Linked DNA regions of Homo sapiens: regions 1, 2, 4 and 5 are each linked to region 3. The links are chromatin loops, found by intact Hi-C in ENCODE. Cell type or tissue: PC-3. All regions are shown on one strand. Region 1 holds the start of MIR4652 (microRNA 4652). Region 2 has its middle 84 kb from the start of MIR4652. Region 3 holds the start of TFPI2 (tissue factor pathway inhibitor 2). Region 4 has its middle 180 kb from the start of BET1. Region 5 overlaps LOC112267858 (a long non-coding RNA gene).

Region 1 (5,000 bases), 180 kb after region 3:
CTGAACTCCATATTCAACAAATTGGATATGATGGAAATACACCATGAAAATCAGCAAATACTACAAGCTTTCAACTTTCCTCCCTCCCTTCCTCCCTCTCTCCATCTTTCCCTCACTCCCTTCCTCTCTCTCCCTCTCTCTCTATTCCCCCCTCCCTTCCTCCCTCCCTCCTTCCCTTCTTTTCCTTCCTTCCATCCTTCCTTCCTCCTTTTCTTTCTCTTTCTTTCTCTCTCTCCCCATTTCTCCCCATTTCTTCCTTCTTTTTCTTTCTCTTTCTTTTGGTTCCCTCCCTCCCTTTCTTTGTTCCTTCCTTCTTTCATTCCTCTCTCTCCTCATTCCCTTCCTCCCTTATTCCCTGTTCTCCTCCTCTCCTTCCCTCCTTTTCCTAGGTTTAAGGGCTTTGCAAGTTCTCTTTAGTGCACCTGGGTTGACCTGATTTTGTTGTTCTCTACTATGTGGTTTGGGATGTGGTTTCAAAACTCATACCACCGCAACTTATTCATTCATAAAGATCTCTATTTCATTTGAGTAATCATTATGACTTATTGTAGCACTGGAGGACTGAGGAGTGCTTTGGGGCCAGAGGTTGGGTAATACTTAAGAGGAGGTGTTGTCAGCTGTTTGTTAGAAGAGAGACTTGCTGTCTGAAACTCAGTGAGTTGTTGCCTACAGGTCAGTAGCAAGGCCAGGAACATGACCTTGGATTTAAGATTTTCTGTCTTTTCAATGGAAACAATATGCTGACCATTTCTTTCACTTCGTAATCCTTCATCACATAGTCTCCCTTCAGAAGGTCTTCTCAACCACCACTGACATTGATTGCAAAGATTTTTAAAATTCTCATCACTTTTTCTCTCTGGTCTGACACTAGGGGACTGCTTGTTTGGCCTTACTCAGCCTAGTTGAGCTTATATTGAGGTTTATACTCTATTAGATGAGGGGATGGGTTAACAGAACAAAATAGTTCTGGTTAGTTAGTTCTATTAACCAGTCCCCTCGTCCAATAGAGTCAAACGATTCTGAATCACTGTTGGCCATTATCACTCTCATCACTACTCCAGTCTGACCAACTTTTGCATAGTTATATATATAGTATGTAACTTAGTTATCTAAAGTATTATATATATAATATTATATATATGCATATATAGATAGATAGATAGAGAGAGAGAGAGAGAGTCTTTCTCAGTTGTCCAGGAGTACAGTGGTGTGATCATGGCTCACTGAGGCTTGGATGTCCAGGCTCAAGCGATCCTCCCACCTCAGCCTCCTTCCTGGGTAGCTGGGATTACAGATGTGTGCCATCACACCTAGCTAATTTTTAGTAAAGACAGTCTATGTTGCCCAGGTTGGTCATCAAGTTCTGAGCTCAAGGGATATTCCCACCTTGATCTCCCAAATGCTATGATTACAACAGGCCTGAGCCACTGCACCTGGCCGCAAAGCAATCTGTAATTGTTACAGCTTACCCTGTGAGGTGTAAAGTTGAATTGGAGGTGGGGAAGAAGCATCTCTGACAATACCCCACAGCTTTGTGTAATCCCACAGCTTCTTGCACAAGAGCTTGCATATAGCTGGAGTTCAAGAAATATTTGTGGATTGGATGGATGTACAAATGAATGACAGTAAAGAGGCTACATCTGACAAGGGAGGAGGAAGCTGGGCAATGAGGATCCAGGGGACACCAGTAGGGAGGTACGGATAAATCTTTGAGATGGGAGAAAGGAGAGGCTGAAAGCGATAAGGATATAGGAAGCCCGATGCAGGCAGAGGACAGAATCCAAAGAGTTGCACACAATGCAGGTGTGTAAATGTGGACATTTAACAGGGATGGCATATTTAAAGTGGTATATTTTGAGATTTTCACTTGTTTTCTTTTCACTACCAACAAAGCTGAGTGTAATGATTAATTCTTGAAGATGTCTAAGCCAGGAAAGGGAAAAGAAAGTATTCATAACTGTCAAACAATGAATAATGGACATTTATTTGACAGTTCTTGAACATTAAAATTGAGCTAAGTTCTACATTATAATATGAAGTAGTTATAATAGGCATATAATATGTTTCCAAACATTATATGCCATTACTATGATGTGAAAATAATACCAAAGATCAGTACTTTCAACACCTGAATCACTTTGTGGTTGCAGTGCGGCAATTCTATGTACTGATTGTCTCTGAGTTTTTAACAGTGTAAGATGGTATAAAAGTCATCCATGATATCTGTAGTATTATCCAACTGTGTGTCTCACCAGCTGTGTAACTTCAGGTTAGTCCTCACTACCTCTCTGGGTTTAAATTTCCTAATCTTAAAATGAGGTCCAAGCTGGAAAATCCATCAAGTTCCTTTCTGGTCTAGCATTCATTGATTCTAGGATGTAAGATTATGCCGCGTAAATATGGACAAGACTTTCTTTTTCATTCCCCTCTTTCCATGAAGACAGGCTCCTTCTCTCTTCATAAACCATGGACTTATCCTAGGTCAAGGCTTCCTGGTCCACAGGAGACCCCTGGCGGCCACCCTGGCGAATTCTCTTGATAGATGTTACCTCCCGCAGTTCCGAAATCTTTAGAGGGTTTTTGATGCCCTAGAAAGCTTCCTATCTTTGAACTCTTAACACCTACAATTGGGTTGATACTACTTTGAGTAATCTTTTTTCACATATGCACAAACCTTTCCTTTTCTCTTACAACCCTTACCCCAAGAAAATATTTTTTCTTTTCCCTTTACTCTTTAATTTCCCTTCCTGTTTTATTTCTGAAATAAAATTGGGTGATTCTTCTTTCATTATTTAAATGATTTCATTTCTAAAAAATGTAATAACTTCTTTTCTGATTACGCAAGGAGAAGCATGCTTGTTGTGGAAAATTTGATAAGTAATAAGAAAATAAATTAGACACAATACAGGCATACCTCAGAGGTATTAGTGGGTTGGTTCCAGACAAATGCAACAAAGTGAATATTGCAATAAAGCAAGTCTCATGAGGTTTTTGGTTTCCAAAGTGCATAAAAAGGTTATATTTACACTATACTTTAGTCTATTAAGTGTGAAATAGCATTATGTCTAAAAAATATATACTTTAATTTAAAAATACTTTGCTGCTAAAAAAATGCTGATGATCATCTAAGCCTTCTGTGACTCATAATCTTTTGGCTGGTGGAGGGTCTTGCCTCAATGTTGATGGCTGCGGACTGATCAGGCTGGTGATTGCTGAAGGTTCTGATGGCTATGGAAATTTCTTAAAATAAGACAGCAATGAAGTTTGCTACATCAACTGATGCATCCTTTCATGAAAGATTTCTTTATGGCATGTGATATTGTTTGATAGCATTTTACCCACAGTAGAACTTCTTTCAAACTGGAGTCAAACTTCTCAAACCCTGCTGCTGCTTTATCAACTAAGTTTGCATAATATTTTAAATCATTTGTTTTCATTTCAACAATGTTCAGTATCTTTCACCAGAAGTAGATCCCATCTCAAAAAAATACTTTCTTTGCTCATCCATATGAAGCAATTCATCATTCACTGAAGTTTTATCATGAAATTGTAGCAATTTAGATACATCTTCAGACTCCACTTCTAATTCTAGTTCTCTTGCTGTTTCCACCATATCTTCAGTGATTCCTCCATTGAACCCTTGAGCCTCTCAAAGTTATATAAGAGGGTTGAAATCTTCTCCTAAATTCCTGTTAACTTTGATATTTCAGCTTCTTCTCATGAATTATGAATGTTCTTAATGGCATTAGAATGGTGATACTTTCTTGAAGAGTTTCAATTTACTTTGCCCAGGTCCATTGGTGGAATCACTGTCTATGGCAGCTACAGCCTTACACAATGTATTACTTAATTAATAAGAATTGAAAGTAAAAAATACTTCTTGATTCATAGGCTGTAAAACAGACGTTGTGTTAGCAGGCATGAAAACAACAATAATCTCCTTGTACACTGCTATCAGAGTTCTTGGTTGACTGGGGACATTTGTAAATGAGCAATAATATTTTGAGAAGATTCCTTTTGAAAGGAATCTTTTTTTCTGAGCAGTAAGTGTCAACAGTGGGATAAAAATATTCAGTAAATCAGGCTATAAATAGATGTGCTGCCATCCGGGCTTTGTTGTTCCATTTATAGAGCACAGGCAGAGTAGATTTAGTGCAATTCTTAAGAGCCTAGGATTTTTAGAATGATCAATGAGCATGGGCTTCAACGAAAAGTTGCCAGTTGCATTAGCCTCTAACAAGGTAATCAGCTTGTTCTTTAGAACTTTGAAGGCAGGCATTGACTACTCCTTTTTAACTATGAAACTCCTAGTTGGCATCTTCTTCCAATACTATATAAAGCTGTTTCGTATACATTGAATATCTATTGTTTAGTGTAGCCACATTTATCCATGATCTTCGCAAGATTTTCCAGATAACTTGTTACAGCTTCTACATCAGCACTTGCTGCTTTAGCTGGCACTCTTATGGTATGGATACTTTTTATTTACCCTTTAACATGATAAACCAATATCTGCTAGCTTCAAAATTCTCTTCTACAGCTTCCCCACTCTCAGCCTTCAGGGAATTGAGGAGACTTAGGACTTTGCTCTGGATTAGACTTTGGCTTAAGAAAATGTTGTTGCTGGTTTAATTTATCCAGACCACTTAAGCTTTCTCCATATCTGCAATAAGCCTGTTTCATTTCATTATTCATGTGTTCACTGGAGTAGCACTTTTATTTTCCTTCAAGAACTTTTCCTTTGGATTCACAACTTGGCTAACTGTTTGATACAAGAAGTCCTTCAGCCTATCTCAGCTTTTGATATGCCTTTTTCACTAAGCTCCATCATTTCTAGCTTTTTTATTTAAAGTGAGAGATGTGTCATTCTTCCTTTCACTTGAACACTTAGAGGCCATTGTAGAGTTACTAATCGGCTTAATTTCAATATTGTTTCTCAGGGAATAAGGAGGCCTGGGAAGAAGGAGAGAGATGGAGGAATGGCTGCTCAGTGGAACAGT
Region 2 (5,000 bases), 91 kb after region 3:
CTTTTATTTAATTTTTTTGGGCATTTTCTCTGTTTTTTCTTGGTATAGCTAAAAGTTTGTCAGTTTTGTTTAACTTCTCAAAAAACCTGCTTTATGTTTTATTGATTTTTTTATTGTATTCTACATTTCAAATTCATTTATTTCTACTCTGTTTTTTATTATATATTTTCTTCTATGAATTATGTGTTTGGTTTGTTCTTAATTTTCCAGGTCTTTAGGATGTATCATTAGATTGCTTATTTAAAGTTCTTTTTTGATGTAGGTACTTACCTCTTAGTACTGTTTATGCTGTATTCCATAGGTTTTGGTGTATTGTGTTTCCACTATCATTTATGTCAAGAAATTTTTAAATTTTCTTCTTAATTTCTTTATTGACCCACTGGTCATTAAGGAGCATATTGTTTAATTTCCATGTACTTGTATAGTTTACAAAATTTCTCTTGTTATTGATTTCTAGTTATTTTCCATTGTGGTTGGAGAAGATGCTTAATATTATTTCAGTTTTTTCAAATGTTTTAAGACTTGTTTTGTGACCTAACATGTGGTTTATCCTTGAGAATGATCCATATGCTGAGGAAAAGAATGTGTATTCTGTAGCCATTAGATGAAATGTTCTATAAGTAATCTATTAGGTCCATTTGGTTTATAGTGCAGATTAAGTCCAGTGTTTCTTTGTTGATTTTTTTTTTCTGGAAGACCTGGCCAATGCTGAAAGTGAGTTGTTGAAGTCCAGCTCTTATTGTATTGGGGTCTATCCCTCTCTGTAGCTCTAGCAATATTTGCTTTATATATCCAGATGCTCCAGTGTTGGGTGCATATATGTTTTAAGTTGTTATATCCCCTTGCTGAATTGATCCATTTATCATTATATAGTGACAATATTTGTCTCTTCTTATAGGTTTTGTCTTCAAATCTATTTTGTCTGCTATTAGTATAACTACTTCTGCTCTTTTTTGGTTTCCATTTGCATGGAATATCTTTACTTATCTCTTTATTTTTAGCCTACATGTATCTTTATAGATGAAATATATTTCTTTTCATGTATGCAACAGCTTATTGCATCTTGTTTTCTTTTATTTTACATTCAGTCACTCTATGTCTTTTGATTAAAGAGTTTAGTCCATTTACATTCAATATAATTACTGATAACTAAGGACTTACTCTTACCATTTAGTTGTTTGTTTTCTGGTTATTTTGTGGTCTTTTCTTCCTTATTTTCTATTTTATTTTCAGTAAAATTGATTTTGTATGGTGGTATGTTTTAATTTCTTGCTTTTAATTTTTTTGTGTATCTGTTGTATGTTTTTTAATTTGAAATTACTGTGGGGCTCGCAAATACTATCTTATTATTTTAAGCTGATAATAACTTACTGTTTGTATAAACAAACAAACAAAAAGGAAACTCATAAAAACCCTACCCCTTAACTTCTGGCTACTATATATATATATATATGGCTACGATACATATACAATATATATGTTATATATATATACACAATATATATGCTACACACACACACACACACACACACACACACACACACACATATATATATATATATATTTTTTTTTTTTAAAGACAAAGTCTCACTGTATTGCCCAGGCTGGAGTGCAGTGGCAAGATCTCAGCTCACTGTAACCTCTGCCTCCCGGGTTCAAGTGATTCTCGTGCCTCAGCCTCCCAAGTAGCTAGGATTACAGGCACCCACCACCATGCCTGGCTAATTTTTGTATTTTTAGTAGAGACAGGGTTTCACCATGTTGGCTGGGCTGGCCTCAGCCACCAACCTTAGCCTCCCAAAGTGATCCACCCGTCTCGGCCTCCCAAAGTGCTGATCCATGTCATTTAAATCATTATTTCCCTGTATCATATTTTCTACTTTATTTCCATTTTTCTTTGATTTTCAGCAATTTGTCTGTGATATGCTTAAGCATAGTGTTCTTGGTTTTTTTTTCTGCTTAGGGGGTGCCATATTTTTTAAAATATATAAATTTGTCTTTCATCAAATTTGGAAAAATTTCAGCTATTATATCTTTGAATATTTTTTTCTGCTCCGTTCTCTTCTCTTTACTAAGACTATAATTACCTGTTTGGTAGATGTTTTGCACAGGTACTTTAGCACTGCCAATTTTTTAATGCTTTTTCCTCTCTATTTCAGATTGAATAATTTTTATGATCTATATTCAATTTCACTTGAAATTATTGAATTGAAATTACTCAGATTGAATAATTTTTATTGCTCTATATTCAGATTCACTATTTCCTTTGTCATCTCCATTTTCTAAATAAACTCATTCTGTTAATTGCTTATAAAAGTATGCATGTTGCATTAATATTCCTTTGCCTATCTTTCATATTTTCTAGTTTTTTTGCTAACACATCCTATACTATCATTCATTAGGAGAATTGTTTAGCCTCGTTGAACATCATTATAATAACCGCTATAAAGTCCTTGATTGAAAATTCTGGCATATAGGTTACCTCAGAATTGGGCTCTATTGATTATCTTTTCCTTTTAGCATTATCCTTTCTATATTGAGTCAACTTGAATTGTATTTTGCACTTTGTGAATATTAATATTGTAGAGGCTCTAAATTCTGTTACATTGCTCCAAAGAGTGTTGATATTTTTGTTTCAGCAGGCAAATAACTTGTTTAGGCTTGAACTCCAACTCTGACTTAGGTAGGCAACATTTTCAAAACTCAAGTCAATTATTTCAACTTCAGTTTCACTGTTTTGCTTCTGCCTTGAATATGTGTGATTCAAAGGTAAGGCAGAATTTTAGGCAGAGTTAATACGTAAAATATGGGGTTTCTGGCTCAGATTTTCTCCTCCGTAGTATTTTCTGTTTTCTTCTTATAAGAGCTGTGAATGGATTCCGCGTTCCTCATTATATTCGTGAGGATGTCTAATTAATTTGCTGAACAAATAACAGCAGGTCATCCTAAGGGGATAGCCAGGGTATTTCTAAGGTGTACTAAATTTCACCCTGACATTTACCAAATTCTTACATCACTAGCTCCCTCTTCTGTTTCCACAATAAAGTGCAGTTTCTTTAATAAAGGGTATTTTCTATCTTCATCCAATTCTTTGAAAATATTTTATTTCCTTAGAGACTTTCTCTTTGTCACTTCTTTCTTTTCCTCTTGCCATCATGCCTCCATGGGATCTCTCTCTCCAAGGTGCTTACTCTTCCCCAGAACAGTATCTTCTCAAGACTGCTGCTTCTGGCCTATGGACCTTCCAATCTCTCCATATTCTAGTAGTCTAGGAGCCAAGCATTCTGATCAGATCATGGACCTGCTCTCAGCATGTCCCCAGTCAACATGGATATCTCTAGTCCTGAACCCTAGCATGTGTTCTGTGTTCCATCACTGCTGTTACACTCTTCTCTTCTGTCCATATCTTGCCTGACCATCTGCTTTTATGTGAGCTCTGGAGACAACTCTACTAGTTTCAGTTATTTTTTTCTCTAGTTAAAGATAAACTGAGGTTTGAAATATCACCTGTCTCCAGGTGTTATATAGGAATAAGCTATTGGTAGTTTTATTTGCTCCCCTTTTTGATCTGTGTGGTTTTATTTTGGAAGATGTATGGAGATGTATAAAATTCAAGGATCCCTCACCCCTGCTTTTGTATGAAAAGAAAAAGGAAGCATTTTACTGGCTTTCTTTATATTTTATTGAAACCTTACAACAAACCTATGACCCTATGACACACACACATACACACACACACACCTATATGTGTGTATGTGTGTGTGTGTGTGTGTGTGTGTGTATATATATATATATATATATATATATATATATATATAGTTATGTCACATATATACTACAACTTTCTGAAAGTCACAGGGCTAGCATGTGAAGAACCCAAGATTTTAACTTGAGTAATCTGACTTCAGCTCCTATACACTTAGGTATAAAATTATTGCTATATACATATAAAATCCCCATTTTTCAGACAAAGAATATAAAAGGTAGTTTGCCTAATATCATTTTTTTTTGCAAAGGATAAAGTGTGAAGATTAAACTCATATTTAATTTTATAGTTCTTAGCCACAGTACTATGCTACTCGGGTAATAGTTTTTTTATACCTTAGCATGTAGGAGCTGAAGTCAGATTGCCCAAGTTAAAATGTTGTGTCCACCACATGCTACCCATGTGACCTTCAGAAGGTTGTAGAACCTAGAGGTAACTTTTGGACATTCTTCTATAAAGTGAAGATAGTATAGTATTTTTTCTTATAGAAAAATATTAGATGATGAAAAAAATCCATGTAAACTTTATAGCACATGCTAAGTACTCAATAAATATTAGTTATATTAATTTCTAAGGGATGCTAAATTAGCTGTGGCTCTTAGCATTTTCAAGTACCTTCATAGTAAGACGATTTCTAAAACTGAGCTCATAAAAAATATCATAAAATATTTGATTGCAGACTTGAGACCAAATACAAAACAATTTGTCAATGTATACTCTCCACTTGAACTGGCAATAGCTGATTTTATTTTAGACTTCTTCCAAGAGATAATTCTTTCTAATAACTTCCAACTTTGAATGTCTAATTGCACTCTAATGACAGGAGAGTGCTGTCCTATTTCTCTATTCATGGCAAGATTTCCTGAAAGTGTCCTTATCAGACACTTTCAAAATTAAATCCCATTGCTTTTAGTACAAAGGTGGTTGAACTATAAATTTTCCACCCAAAATGATCATGTAAAAGTAAACAAATTTCAAAATGGTCACACTAGAGATATAGATTTTAAGCAAATATTTCTGAAAGAAGCTAAAAGAAAAATTTTAATAAAGTTGACCAATGATACGTTAAATTGTCCATAATACTGAAATGAGTGCTGCTAAGCAGAAGAGACATAACTATTTATCTGAATAATTTATAACTTGATGTCTACCAAATTGAATTTAAGGAAGTAAATAAAAATATATATGTATATATATATACACACATTATTTATGTATATGTATATATTATTAA
Region 3 (5,000 bases):
AGGATATGGGATGATCTGGATGAAGTTTGTGCCATTGTGTGAGGGGCTAAAACAATATCTTTGAATGCATAGGCATTTTCCATTTAATCCTCATAACACATCTGCGAGGTAGAGTTATTATGTCTATTAGAAAAGGAAACTGAGGCTCAGAGAGTTTTAAGTAACTTGTCCAATGTAGCAAGGAATAAAATCCAGGTATCCTCTGAATTCCAACTCTATTTTTCCATGGCACGATGCAATTTCCCAAAATGTCTGTCTTGATACAAAAGGGCTAATCTTTTTTTTTTTTTCTTTTTAGTCAGATTCAGAGTCTCACTCTGTCATCCAGGCTGGAGTGCTGTGGCACGACCATAGTTCACTGCAAATTCAAACTCCTGGGCTTAACCAATCCTTCCATCTCAACCTCCCATATAGCTGGGACTACAGGTGTACACAACCATGCCCAGCTAAGTTAAAATTTTTTTTTTTGTAAAGATGGAATCACACTATGTTGCCCAGGTTTGTCTCTGACTCCTGGCCTCAAGCGATCCTCCTGTCTCAGCCTCCCAAAGTGTTGGGATTACTAGCAGAAGCCATTGTGTCCAGTGGTTCATTTTTTTTTTTGTATGAGCGAAAGACAATCAAAAAGTGTCCAGCACCTGAGAACAAAGAGAAATGGCAGTAGTCAGTGCTCCATGAAAACTGAGTATCAGTCCTTGAATTTTATTTTAGTCTAAAGATATATTTAATTTTATTCAGAAGATAGATATAGGTAAGTTTGAAGTTGAGTCAACTTTTCTCCTGAATATGATTCTCGGTAAATGAGTGGTAAAATTCCCTCCCCTAATAATATTTTGAAGGAACTGGGAGGGTCTAATCTGACTTTACTCTGAATGTGTCATTCCAAAACTGGCTGTCTGTCTCAGTGGTTGGTGCATTAGAGCCAGCTCACACAGATTTTGGCCATGGGGAGCTCTGGCTCTTGGAGATCTTTTCCCACCTCGGCATTCAGTGATTCTGCAGTGGCAGCTTGAAATTGACCTTAGTGAGCACATTTACATCACAGAAATCAGTTAACTATACAAAGCATCCCCATCCCATTTATTTTTCCCTACTGGAGAGGTGATAATTAAACATTTATCCTTATAGTTTCAACTATCATTCTTAATCATAGACATCTGCTAATCAAAGCTGACAGCATTTCCAGATCAGGCTGGTTTTCCTAGGACTGTGACCTTGTAACATGACATCAGAATGACTGAAAACTGGCACAAGGATATAATGTGCAAAATACCTCAGATTATTAACCCACTTTGAGCAAGTGTGTCCTATACTTTTCAGGGCTTCCTGAAAACTTGAAAGAGAACTTCTGTAAACTACCCCCAGTATCCTCAGAAGTCAAGAATAATTATTTACTTGAGAATGTTGAATACAACAAGAGAAAAGGGGAAGGGAAGACAAGTATATTAAAATGTCTTCAAAAATATCTTTAATATTTTATGTAAAATTTCACTGTAGGTAATTGTTTGTATTAAAAAAAAAAGTGGATCACAAGCTAATATGTCAAAGGAACAGGGAACTTTAATGGATGCACTGACATTAGGAAATGTGTGGGAATACACTGATCTGGTCAAATCTTCAGAACTCCCCAAGGCTATCTCTCTGGGCTGCTATGGTTCTTCTCCAAAAACATAGATACATACAAAAACATAGCTTCATACATGCTTGGTTGGGGTGTAAAATGGTACAATCATCTTGAAAAAATCCTTTGGCAGTGTCTAACATTTCTAAGTATTTTATCCAAGAGTAATAAAAATTGCAGGTCCACACAAAGCAGCTTTTTTCATAAGAGCCCCCAAACAAACTAGAAACAACACAAATTCCAGTAATAAGACATTTGTGATATATTAGAATATTACTCAATGATTTAAAGGAACAGACTATTGATACACACAGCAACATATTTATACATTGTGGGATATTCATACGTTTTGGTAAATTCATACCTTGGACTACGCAGGAATTAAAAGAAACAGACTATTGATGCAGTGACCTGGGCGTATCTCAAAAACAGGAAGTGTGAGAAAGAAATACTACACAGTGAATACTTTATAATTCCGTTTATATGAAATTCAAGAATAGGCAAATCTAATCTATGGTAATCGAAATGAGAAGAGTGTTTGCCCCTGGCCTAAGGATGGAAGGATTGATTTAGGAAAAAGTCTGCAGGAGCTTTCTGGAGTGATGGAAATGTTCTAACTCTTTTTTTTTTCTTCTTCTTCTTCTTTTTCTTCGTTTCGAGACGGAGTTCCACTCTGCCGCCCAGACTGGAGTGCAGTGGCGCCATCTGGGCTCACTGCAGCCTCCGCCTCCTGGGTTCAAGCCATTCTCCTGCCTCAGCCTCCCGAGGGGCTGGGACTACAGGTGCCCGCCACCACGCCCGGCTAATTTTTTGTGTTTTTAATAGAGACGGGGTTTCGCCATGTTGGCCAGGCTAGTCTCGAACTCCTGATTTCAGGTGATCCACCCGCCTTGGCCTCCCAAAGTGCTGGGATTACAGGCGCGAGCTACCGCGCCCAGCCAAAATGTTCTAATTCTTTATTGGTGGCTACACAGTTGTCAAAATTTATCAAACTGTCCACCTACGATATATTATAAGCCTGTATTAAATGTAAATTAGAACTCGATTGAAATCTGTGTGTATAAATATAAATATACACTTATTTACATTTCTAATCTAATCTGAAGGTCCATTGCAACGAATCCCGCTCCGCTCTGACCCAAGAACTCCGCACTTTCTCTCCACCAGCCTTTCAAATACCTGAACTTCATGCCTTCAAGAGGTGGATTCCGGCTTCTTTACAGCGCAATCACTAGCAGGTCATTTCCGTCTAGCTTGCAGATTTCCCATTACTGACACAAACGCTCCCTCAGGGCGTCCCCGTCTGGACTACAGGAGAAAGTTTGGGAGGCAGGTTCAACTTTTCAACTTGGCGGGGAATTCCTCTCCCTCTTACACAGTTTGCAGCGCGGGGGCGGCGGGGTGACAGTCCCCGTGCATGAATCAGCCACCCCTCAGGCTCCGCCCCGGCGGGGGTCGGCCGGACGCTCGCCCCGCATAAAGCGGGCACCCGGGCCGCCTGGAGCAGAAAGCCGCGCACCTCCTCCCGCCAGGCGCTTTCTCGGACGCCTTGCCCAGCGGGCCGCCCGACCCCCTGCACCATGGACCCCGCTCGCCCCCTGGGGCTGTCGATTCTGCTGCTTTTCCTGACGGAGGCTGCACTGGGCGATGCTGCTCAGGAGCCAACAGGTATCTGGCCGCTCCAGGAGCTTCTCTCCCCAACCGGCGGAGAGGGCGCAGCGGGCCATGGGGCCCCGTGTAGGCGCCCTCCAAGCCTCGCTTTCTCCAGGTCCCTGCCGCGCGCTCCGCTGGCAGGGGGGACTCGCTCCCAAGTTTGCACTTTCTCTGCAGAGGCCCCTCCGCTCGGAAGGGGACAGAACTCCCCGGGATGTTCTTTCCTCCTAGGAGCTACGCCTGACCACTTTCCCTCTCTTTTGCTCTCCTTCTGCCCCTTCTTCAGGAAATAACGCGGAGATCTGTCTCCTGCCCCTAGACTACGGACCCTGCCGGGCCCTACTTCTCCGTTACTACTACGACAGGTACACGCAGAGCTGCCGCCAGTTCCTGTACGGGGGCTGCGAGGGCAACGCCAACAATTTCTACACCTGGGAGGCTTGCGACGATGCTTGCTGGAGGATAGAAAGTAAGTGCCCTGCGCGCACCCAGGACTCTCGCGCTCCTTGCGCCGGCGGCTGGTAGCAGCTTCGCCAGTTTCCCACGTCTCGCTTTCTACAGGAAGTTTTAGCCTGGGTTTTCTCAAGTGTTAAGCAAACCTCATGGTTTTCAGTTTCTTAAAAGTAATCACAAATTTACAACCACTAACACATTTCCTGTCTCCCAACTGACATTGATCATAATTCAGTGCCTGTGCGGACTCAGGGAAAGATTTGTTCCCTCACCATGGGGTATAATAAATGCAAGAGAATAACGTGTTAGGTACAACGTAAGTGCTTCTCTGTATTTTTCATTAATTCCAAACCTATGATTTTTATCTCTCCTGGAGTACATCATTTCCTTCTGTCGATTATCCATCAATCTGAAATATTTTTAGTGGATTTTATTATTGAAGTGTGACTTAGCTCATTATATAACTCTACTTTTGTCCCGATACCCAAACATGTGTTGGATTAGTTGCGGGACATGGTGGAGATTCATAATACTGTTATATTTTAATTTATTTTTAATTTTTAAATTATATCGGTTAAGGCCTGTAAGAGAACATGGGGCTTTTCCATTCAAGGAACTGAGCCAGGGGAAAATGCGTATTCATGTGAATAAGCTTTGATTCACTGCATATGTACAATCAGAGAACACCCAGAGAAAACAGAGAGTCTTTCTACTGAACTTGAAAGATACATCACAGCTGAGTCAGCTCTGAATACACTGTTAGAAAAAAAAAAAGTAAATATCTGGATTCATGGGAGTATTCTGGGTATTTACTATCCCAACACTAATACAACTTCTCTCCCCCCACAAAATGTTGCTGAAAATACAGTGATGGTTTAATAAGAAGGCTACTTTTGACTAACATTGTTCTATTACCCTCCTTTTCCTAGAAGTTCCCAAAGTTTGCCGGCTGCAAGTGAGTGTGGACGACCAGTGTGAGGGGTCCACAGAAAAGTATTTCTTTAATCTAAGTTCCATGACATGTGAAAAATTCTTTTCCGGTGGGTGTCACCGGAACCGGATTGAGAACAGGTTTCCAGATGAAGCTACTTGTATGGGCTTCTGCGCACCAAAGAAAAGTAAATACGATTTTTATGGTATTTCTATTTCACTTTTTTGAAAAGACATTTGGGTGGAAAAAACTCAATTTGATGCGAAATTAACATGTGCATTTTCATGATTTCACATTACTTGACAAGTTAGTGACTTGTCAAGTTCTTAGGACTGGAAAGTG
Region 4 (5,000 bases), 290 kb before region 3:
TGAATGGGCTAAAGCTGGAAGCATTCTCCTTGAAAATTGGCACAAGACAAGGATGCCCTCCCTCACCATTCCTATTCAACATAGTATTGGAAGTCCTGGCCAGAGCAATCAGGCAAGACAAGGAAAGCCCATCCATATAGGAAGAGAGGAAGTCAAACTATCCCTGTTTGCAGACGATATGAGCCTGTATGTAGAATACCCCATAATCTCTGCCCAAAAGCTCCTTGAGTTTATAAACAACTTCAGCAAAGTTTTGGGATGCAAAATCAATGTAAAAAAATCACTAGCATTCCTACACACTAACAGTTAAGCAGAGAGCCAAATCAGGAATGCAATCCCATTCCCAACTGCCAATACCTAGGAATACAGTTAACCAGGAAGGTGAAAGATCTCTAAAATAAGAATTACAAAACACTGATCAAATAAATCAGAGATGACACAAACAAATAGAAAAACATTTCATGCTTATGGATCAGAAGAATCAATATCATTAAAATGGCCATACTATCCAAAGCAACTTACAGGTTCAGTGGTACTCTTATCAAACTACCAATGACATTCTTCACAGAACTAGAAAAAATATTTTTAAATTCATATAGAACCAAAAAAAGAGCCAGAATAGCCAAGGCAAATGTCCAGAATGGCAACTAATAAAAAAGAACAAATCAGAGGCATCACGCTACCTGACTTCAATCTGTACTACAGGGCTACGGTAACTAAAGCTGCATGGTACAGGTACAAACACAGACACACAGACCAATGGAACAGAATAGAAAGCATAGAAATAAGTCGGCAATGGACATAGATTTCATGACAAAGACGCCAAAACAATTGCAACAAAAGCAAAAATTGATAAATGGGATCTAGTTAAACTAAAGAGCTTCTGCACAGCAAAAGAAACTATCAACTGAGTAAACAGTCAATCTACAGAGTGGAAGAAAATATCTGCAAACTACGCATCTGACAAGTCTAATGTCCAGCATCAATAGGGAAATTAAATTTACAAGAAAAAAATCAACCCCATTAGAAAGCGGGCAAAGAACAAGAACAGACACTTTTCAAAAGAAGACACAGAAGGCTAACAAGCATATGAAAAAAGCTCAATATCACTGATCATTAGAGAAATGCAAATCAAAACAACGATGAGATAGAATCTCACACCAGTCAGAATGGCTATTATCAAAAATAAAAAATAACAGATGCTGGAGAGGTTGTCGAGAAAAGGGAATGCTTATACACTGTTGGTGGGAGTGTAAATTAGTTCAACCATTATGGAAAGCAGTTGGCAATTCCTTGAAAAGCTGAAAACAGAACTACCAATTGATCCAGCTATCCCATTACTGGGAATATATCCAAAGGAATAGAAATCATTCTGTCATAAAGATCCACATGCATAAGTATGTTCATTGCAGCACTATTCACAATAGCAAAGACATGGAATCAACCTAAATGCCCATCACTGGTAGACTGGATAAAGAAAATGTTGTACATATACACCATGGAATACTCTGAAGCCATAAAAATGAAGGAGATCATGTCCTCTGCAGGGACATAAATGGAGCTGGAAGCCATTATCCTTAGCAAACTAATGTGGGAACAAAAACCAAATATCACATGTTCTCACTTATAAGTGGCAGCTAAATGATGAGAACCCATGGACACAAAGAATGGAACAAGAGACACTGGGACATACCAGAGGGTGCAGGATCAGAGGAGTGAGATGAACAGAAAAAAGATTACTATTGGGTAGTAGGCTTAGTACCTGGGTAATGAAATAATCTGTACAACAAACTCCCATGGCACAATTTTCCCCATATAACAAACCTGCACATGGACTCTGAACCTAAAATAAAAGCGTTTAAAAATTTTAAAAAAGGAAATAATATAGTCAGAAAAGACCATGTATTATACTAGTCTATTTATGTGAAACGTCCAGAGGGGCAACTTTTTAGAGACAGAAAGTAGATGAGTGATTGTTTACAGTGGAGGCAGGGGAGGTTGTTGATTGTTGTGAGGCAATTGTGGAGTGATAGCTAAAGGGTACAAGGTTTTCTTTTCGGGTAATTAGAATTTGCTGAAACTGATTGTGGTAACAGTTGCACAATTCTGTGAATATACTAAAACAATTGAATTGTACACATTAAATGGCTACATTTTATGGTATATGAACTTTATCACAATAAAACTGTTACGAAAAAAGTTTCCAATGTAACAAAATGATAATCAGCCTTCAGCTGAAATTCTATCAACTTCAAACAATATTTTATTCAACAAACTTAGATTTAGACAGTTTTAAAAAATACCTTGTACAAAGATTGTGTGTGCAAATAGTAGTTTGGTGAGAACAAATGCTATTCTCAAATTGCCTATTTAGGTGCCAGGGAATTTGACCAAAAAAATCACAACTCCAGAATTACACTGATAAACAGCAGACTTTCACATGAATGCCTTCTGCCCCTTCTAAGTTTTTTTTTTTGTTTCATTGTGAAAGGCCTAACTGTCTGGAATTTCACTTATGGTGTGACGCAAATAGGATTTCTTAAAGACAGGAAGGTTCAATAGCAGAAAGATGATTAGTCAGTGGAGAGGAATTTCTAACATCCTGGTTGACTTTTAGCAGAGTCTACTCACTTTCTTTTCTCTTTCAGTGTTACTATGGGGATCATGGAACTATAACCACATGTGATTTAGACAGGAAGTGTCTTAAACTTTATTAGAAACAAAAGAGCAGAGGGCAGCAGCACCAAGTGGTGAGCAGGACTGGACCCCAGAGCCGGAGGTCCATTCTTGGCCCTGTCAAGGGTCACTGGGTGAGGCTGGTGACTTGTTTATGTCTCTCAGGCTGACTTTCCTGTTTGTTATACATTTTCAGAGCAGATCCTGGGAAAATATGTATCAGCTTATTGACTTTAAGTGTTTTTAGAAAACTCTCTACAATAGAGTTCTCACTTTAATTAAAAAAATTAAAAACAACACTATAGTATGACACTCCATTATCAAGTAAGTTTAAATAGGGGAGATAGAAAAACATTGTTACTGGCTACATCTGAACGGTCTAGAGGTAAATAGTTATTCTAAAAATAAATGTATTTTAGGTGTAATCTTTTATGTTGTTTAAGGAGATTATACTAGGGACTGATGAGAAAATTTCTGAATAGTTACCTGTAGATCCCACTTCATGTGAAATTGAATACTTTGGTCCATATGACAAACTAATGGCTGAGGGAAATGCCATTACGAAAAACCGTGTATGTGCACATTCACATGTGTGTATGCATGTTTGTAATGTGCTCATAACTTAGACATAGTATTTGTAAGAATTCAGCTATTGCAACAGGACAAGAGACACAATTAGCAACATTATCCAGTAGTCTAAGTGTCTTTTGTATAAGCTATTCAGAATTTTAAATGTTAAGGTAATTTAAAAAATAAGATGTCTAGTTTGCTAGTAAACTTAGCATTCATGTTGGCCATTTGTGAAACATTATTTTAAGTGATTATTTAAATCCTTTAAATTGTAATGTATGATTGTCTAGACTTCACCCTTGTAAGACCGGGTATGACGCTGTTAGACAGTGGCATTCTGAGATATTCCTTCTGAGTACAGAGTGAATACTTTCTGACAAAATGGATTTAAAATATTCCTTACACTGGTACAACTCAAAGAAGAGCTCAGATTCAACAAGAAGCAGGAAACCTTGGTTCCTCATTCCCACTCCATCTGTCTTCCTCACATCCAGTCATTTTTCCTCATACAGGAAAAATGTGTGTGACACAGATTCCATGTGTGTATTTTGTGAATATATACAGAGCATTAATGATGGAGAGTAAGAGAGCTGCAGCATCATACTGACTGTTCTTGGGTTAGGGGAAAAGAAGCTGAACTCATGTTACAGGTTGGTCATAGGATCCGAGTCCAGCTCAGCTCAACTGTGACTCACAGAGAGGAGTCTGTTCCATCAGCTCCATGCTGAAAGAGGCAGTCACAGTCAGTGGTAAGCTGGTTCAGCAGAGCCAATGTCCCTTATGGTTCATTGTCTATAAAGTCCCTGTTAGAGGATTCCTATTCTAGCAAGTGGAGTTAGCAATATCACAGCAAATTCTTACCCTGCCTTCAAAAATTCTAAGTCTGTGAGCACAGATGTTGTGTAGAACTTTTATCGAATTAGGAATTGTAGCATTTATTATTATATATATTTTTGAGACAGAGTCTCACTCTGTCACCCAGGCTGGAGTGCAACTGCACGATCTCAGGTTACTGCAACCTCCGCCTCCTGGATTCAAGTGATGCTCTTTCCTCAGCCTCCCCAGTAGCTGGGGTTACAGGCATAAGCCACTATGCCTGGCTCATTTTTCTATTTTTAGTAGAGACGGGGTTTCACCACATTGGCCAGGCTGGTTTGGAACTCCTGACCTCAAGTGATCTGCCTGCCTCAGCCTCCCAAAGTGCTGGGATTACAGGCATGAGCTACCATGCCTGGCCTGTAGAATATATCATAAAATGTTAAATGAGGAGGGGTGGAAGGTGTATTCTGAAAAGTCTGACATTTCCTAGGAAAATATGTATTTTTCATGTTAAATCCCATATTACTCCATACTATCTGGACTAATTATATCAGGAATGCTCTATTTGTTTAGGTAAATTCAAGACAGAATGGTTGATTAATTCCAAGGGCTAAGTAGCATAAATAAACCAATTTAGGAGCCAACTGGAAATGATGTTGGGGCAAGAACTATACCTGCATTTAAGGTGAACTAATGTAAATTGATGTGCTTTGGAACTTGTAGCACATTTGCTTAAGGTAACATATTATTATAATAATTGAAGAATATTATGGTTTTTAACATTACTAACTCTGCATGATTTAATTTTAGATGCATGCCAGTAAGAATTATGATTAAACACCTGTTTTCATGACATGCAGCCTTTCCTAAAAATTATGCACATTTGTTTTGCCAGGGAACTTTCTTTAAGTGTATAGAAAAACTTTTTTTCTTTT
Region 5 (5,000 bases), 390 kb before region 3:
CCTTGAACTGGTAAATGCTGTTTGAGTAAGTCAAATCTTCTTTGATACCCTTCATACTTCTTTGATATGCTTCGTGCTCTTCTCTTTGCAGACGATGGAAAATAAAAACAACAAGCAAGTGAAACTCCCTGACTTATCAACCTTACTCAAGAAGTAAGTGGTATTTTTCAAAAATCCTCATTTTCAGTGGTGAGATTAGAAGCCAGCCTGATTGTGAGTTTGGAAAACACACTCCTGTTTCATGGGCTGAGCATGAACTCAGCTGGCCTGTGTGACCTCTGCCATTTCCAACAACAGCCGACCATCCAAGGACAATTTTGACAGATATAGGAGAAAGATGAGTGGTTCTCAATATTGAACTAACTATTAAATGATGTTAGCGTAGGATAACCAGGAATGGTGGGAATTTTATGATTATCAGAAAAATCCTTGCTGCAACTGAGATACTGATGGATTGCCTCTTGATACTCCCTAGTTCCTTCTTTCTTTCTCTAGATGGGAATTTCTGCCCTAGAGAGGTCTTGGAAACTTTCTCACCAGAAGAGCACAACTTGATGGCAGGAAGCTCCTGATGGAGGCCTGAAAATGGCCCTGAAAGGGATGCCAGGGGACCAGGGCTCCACTATTATCAGCGTGTGACTTTGGACAAGGATGTTAATGGCTCTGTGACTCAGTTACCTCTTCTGTACTTTGCTTAGGGGTCTATTGCTTTCCATTTTGTCTTTTTCATTTGTTAAATCCAATGATGTCACTGACAGTAAAAACTAGTAAATAGTAAAAAAAAAAAAAAAAAAAAGTAAAACCATGGCTTCTCTTTTGGAGATGGCATCCCCATGCTGCCTATCTTTTCTTACACTTACTCACAAATATTTTTGATGTACTTATAACTCAGGAAATACCTTCCGAGGCAAAAATGTGTGTGGATCAGTAGAGGTAGCAGCAGCAGTAGCTGCCAAGTGCCCTGATGGCCTGGAGTCAGATGGCTACATTGCACTCAGTTCTCCCATCTTCCATAGATACTGGATGTTATCCTTCAATGTTTGCCTTGAGCCAGATGGAGAGGAAAGAGGCAGAGTTAACTTGTCTTTCTATTTTCATTCTCCCAAATACAACTGATTTTTTACTCTACTCCTGGATACCTTTCTTATATCACAACTCTGATGATGTAACTTTTCTCAACCAAACTTTCAGGGGACCCTCTATGATCTCAGAATGAAACCCCAACTGTGTTGTATACATTTAACATGCATTCTACTTTCCTTCCTTCCTTACATTTTAGCTGCGTGGAATTCCTTGGCTTTCAATGTGGAAGAAAGTTTGTGGTCCTTGCCCCACCTCCCCTCCCCAAGGTTGCAAGAAGAGGGGGTTAGAATTGTGGCTTTCTTTAATTTGATCCAATGCTCCTTCCCCTGCAACTTCTGCTTCCATACAATTAATAACTATTTTCGAATCAATGAAATAACAATCATTCTTTAATACCTCAGTATAAACGATCTTATTAAAAGTTATGCAGCCTGGTCCAAAAATGGCACAGGACAGAGGATGGGGCCAGAATCTTTGCCAGGGCACTGCCAAGAAGGGCATGACCAGTGGAGACACTTGAGTGGATGGATGCTGTGTGTCCCAGAATATACATGGAGTTGAGGTACAGGCATGGCATTGAATATGAGTAGAGCAGTGCAGAAAGAAAGAAAGGAGCAAACTTCAGAAGCCTCACAAGTTTTCCTAGAGTCATCCCTGTGAGCTTCACAATCTAGCTGTCCTTAAGGAATGTTTCTTTTATGTGGAGCACTGCACACCTAAGACATTTTTAATGTTTTGCTCTGCCAAGTGCAGCTATAAGAAGGAATTTCCAGGTAGAGAAACAGAAGGATTGGAGAAAATTCTTAGAATCGTGCGTATAAGGCAATTCCGTTGCAGCATCATCTGCTGTGGTCCTTTGAGAAAACTAAGTGTTTATTTCCATGATTTAAAATCAAGTCAGTCTTTATCTAGGGTTTGGGAAGGCTTACATTGGCTCAGGACCAAAATGAAGATAGGACTAGAACTTTCCCAAGAATGTACGAATAAATGTATGTGTGAGTTTCAAGTTGCACTGGCAACACTTTGGAGAAGTTAGCACTTCAGAATCATGAGGATTGTTTAAGCTGTCATCCCATTGGCTGGCTGTGTGGAAGTTACCCATTGTATGGAAGGTGACCCTGACTAGACCTTGTACAGTCCCTTAAGATAGATTAATAGTGAAGTCCTCTAACATGTTTTCTGAACCTGTCAATGAAAGAAGAGAGAGATGCCTACCAGTGCAGAGGAAAGGAGTGGATATATCTTAAGTCTTTGTTATTTCTGTCATGCAGATGACTCAGGTATAAAAACTAGAAATTCTTCCTAATGTGGATTAGGGAACTCAGGCTTCACAGTATAAGCCAAACAAAAAAAAGTTTCATCACCAACAAACTGTCCTACCAGTTGGTGGCACCGTTATCCACATCCTTTGTTCCCCAAGGCAATACTGATGATAAGGCTACATTCAGTGACATTTAGTGAAACTGACTGCTGTGAGGGCTCTTTATAAACTTGCACCAGAAGTACATCTCTTTTAGTTTATTTTTAGGTTATGATAATAGGTGCAAGGCTTTACAGCTAAAGGATTCCTCTCTTATATAGTTATTTCCAGTAGTATGAATAATAGATATTCTAGTGGTAATAGTACTGGTAGCAAAAACTACTCTTCTGCTGCTAGGATTCTATGAATCCTACTACTTTTACTTCAGTTACTCCTATTATTGTTATATCACTAATTGTGCAGGTTTTGTGTCAGGGCTTTTGATACACGATGTTTAATGCTTATAGTCATTCTGTGAGGTGTGTAATATTATTCTTACTTTATAGAAGAGGAAACTGAAGTTCAGAAAGATTGATGTATCCACACAAATAAATTGCTGACTTGGAATTTGATCTTAGATGCATCTGCCTCCAAAGCTCACACTTTTGCATCACATTTTGTCTTTCATCTGCCCTTCATAATATGGCCATTGCTCCATAATCCCTGTCTTCAGAAGATATGCACAGCTCAAGGACTGTGAACTTCAAAGGGCTCTGCCGGAAGTCCAGATGGTTGTCCAAAAATGGCCTGTTTCCTTTGTGTTCACTGGCTTGTCTTGAATGCGTCAAAGTTATCTTAATGTCATTTCAAAGGCAATTGAGGGAGCATCCATGGAGATAAATTGTGCCTGCAGCCTGTTGCTGAATGCATATTAAGTTCTATTCATGGATTTCCTAGCAACCAGAGCTCTGTGACGCATGGAGTCAGTGAGCTTGCGTTGTACTTATGTAGAGAAATTAAATCACTTGGATTTTATTATTAATATTTTTAGAAAGCCTCACTAGATTAGCTGTTTGAAATGCATTGTTATCTGAGTTCCTGTCAGCAGCTGGTCCCAGTCACATCTGAAATCATTGAGGACTCTAATTTTCACAAACGCTCCAGTGAGAGATTATCTCCATTTATATATATTTACAATTAAGTATTTAGTTGGGAAATAAGGAAATTAAAAAAAGGAAAGTTGCTCTAGCAGCTTGTGATCTAGGCAAAGTTCTAAAACTTGATACAAACATAACATAAATAAGCAGCAAGCATCCTGGTGAGAAGAGACAACTGGGCTCCTTTGCTTCAAAGGGACGTGGTGAAGTGGAAGAACATAATTTTAGTAAACCTAGTTCTTCACAAGACATTTCATAAGGGTGAAATATTTTTCATTTTAGGGTTCACCGAATATACTGCTTTACAGGCTTAGAAAATTGACACATTTCTTCTTCATAGTCCCAACCAGCCTAAAGTGCTGCAGACATCTCACAAGTTTCTCTCAAGTTTTAATTTGTGTTTTATTGGACATACAAGTCAAATCTATGTGTGGTCTGCTGTAGTGGTATAAGTGTGGCATGCCAATGCATGGTCAAACACACACACACACACATACACATGCACACGCATAACTATTTAGGAATATCAAAAATTTAGGCATCTGATTCCTGAATTTATGTTCTTCATAGAAGGTACCTCTAAGACATTGAGATTTCTTAAAGAAACATCTTTGGGTTCAATATCCAAATGAACGTGACATATTTTAAAGTGGTCAATTTGAGAGAGTGACCACTTAATCCAGTGATTTTACTTTGCTTGGAATACTTTTAAAACTTCAATTTTAGAGTTGCCTTTAGTGGCACTTATTTTAAAAACAACATTAATGATGACAAATATTTTTCTTGAAAATACATTCTGTTTGTGCTCCTTGAGTGATGATTAAAACTGGAAATTAGCCATTAGTGTTTCCATTACCCACTATCAAAAAATATGAAAATGGGAACACATTTGGAGACACTAATGCATGAATCTCAAAATGAGCTTAGGTTGTCACAGTGAATGACGCACACAATGAAATGGTAATCTGAGGGATCAGTCCAACCCACCAGTGCCTTTGATGTGGTAAAGTCATCAGAAGAAGAGTTCCTTTACGTTAGTGGAGTTGCTTATATGATTGTCATGGCAAACGTAGAGTATTTCCAGTTAACAATGGGAACCAGAAAGGTAAACTGAAGGTTTTCACAAATGCTTAAGACTACACTCTCATTGAATACTTGGAACCAAAAAATTAAAAAGTACATTCCATCAAATCTCTATAAAATTATCTAAATTTTCTCTGCTACAGCTATTTGTTTTTCATAGAAGCAGTATATGTAAGTAAACATCAAGGTATTTGTTACCTACATGTTTTACCCATATCTTAATTATCTCCGAAATTGTTTGAAGAGTCTTAAAATCTCTAAGAAAAGGGCAAATAGATAAGCAGAGTGACATAGGACAATACTTATACTAGAAAATATAAAAACTTTCTAGCAGTCAAGGTTTCTAGGAGATCATTGTAGGTTACCTAATCTCATAATCTTATGTGAATAAGCATTTCAGTTCCTCAAGAGCACCAAAAGGAAGTCTCCTTGAGGGT

The links. A loop is a pair of places that touch in the nucleus more often than their neighbours do. Peaks named below come from ENCODE experiments on the same cell type or tissue, not always from the same donor. Only the 100,000 strongest peaks of a DNase experiment are listed, where the experiment ranks them.
Region 1: it touches region 3 in a loop (18-fold over the local background); 5 of 110 quality-filtered maps call a loop at or near these places.
Region 2: a loop joins it to region 3, with 5 times the contacts of the local background. A loop is called at or near these places in 5 of 110 quality-filtered maps.
Region 4: a loop joins it to region 3, with 8 times the contacts of the local background. A loop is called at or near these places in 3 of 110 quality-filtered maps.
Region 5: it touches region 3 in a loop (5-fold over the local background); 23 of 110 quality-filtered maps call a loop at or near these places.

The regions. Positions count from the first base shown.
Region 1 is chr7:93,712,934-93,717,933 of GRCh38, reverse strand. MIR4652 (microRNA 4652) reads right to left here and starts at 1,006; the gene lies at 929-1,006. In PC-3, a CTCF peak has its summit at 2,519 (motif pointing left); a DNase peak (open chromatin) is centred at 543; H3K27me3 peaks cover 1,567 bases.
Region 2 is chr7:93,797,971-93,802,970 of GRCh38, reverse strand. No RefSeq gene overlaps it. Among named protein-coding and RNA genes, the nearest start is that of MIR4652, 84 kb to the right of the region's middle. In PC-3, a CTCF peak has its summit at 3,010 (motif pointing left); no DNase peak of the experiment used is centred here.
Region 3 is chr7:93,888,880-93,893,879 of GRCh38, reverse strand. TFPI2 (tissue factor pathway inhibitor 2) reads left to right here and starts at 3,127. Exons shown (of 5, transcript NM_006528.4): 1 at 3,127-3,289; 2 at 3,561-3,743; 3 at 4,657-4,845. The coding sequence starts at 3,202. It overlaps TFPI2-DT (TFPI2 divergent transcript), which reads right to left and starts at 2,986. Exons shown (of 2, transcript NR_134235.1): 1 at 2,801-2,986; 2 at 292-638. In PC-3, a CTCF peak has its summit at 2,927; DNase peaks (open chromatin) are centred at 2,939, 3,759 and 4,409; H3K4me3 peaks cover 2,622 bases; H3K27ac peaks cover 2,462 bases.
Region 4 is chr7:94,181,164-94,186,163 of GRCh38, reverse strand. No RefSeq gene overlaps it. Among named protein-coding and RNA genes, the nearest start is that of BET1, 180 kb to the right of the region's middle. In PC-3, no CTCF peak of the experiment used is centred here; DNase peaks (open chromatin) are centred at 2,593 and 3,923; H3K4me3 peaks cover 805 bases; H3K27ac peaks cover 3,402 bases.
Region 5 is chr7:94,274,482-94,279,481 of GRCh38, reverse strand. It overlaps LOC112267858 (a long non-coding RNA gene), which reads left to right. Exons shown (of 4, transcript XR_001745273.2): 3 at 92-153; 4 at 496-2,955. Among named protein-coding and RNA genes, the nearest start is that of COL1A2-AS1, 120 kb to the left of the region's middle. In PC-3, a CTCF peak has its summit at 2,469 (motif pointing right); a DNase peak (open chromatin) is centred at 2,461; H3K27me3 peaks cover 861 bases.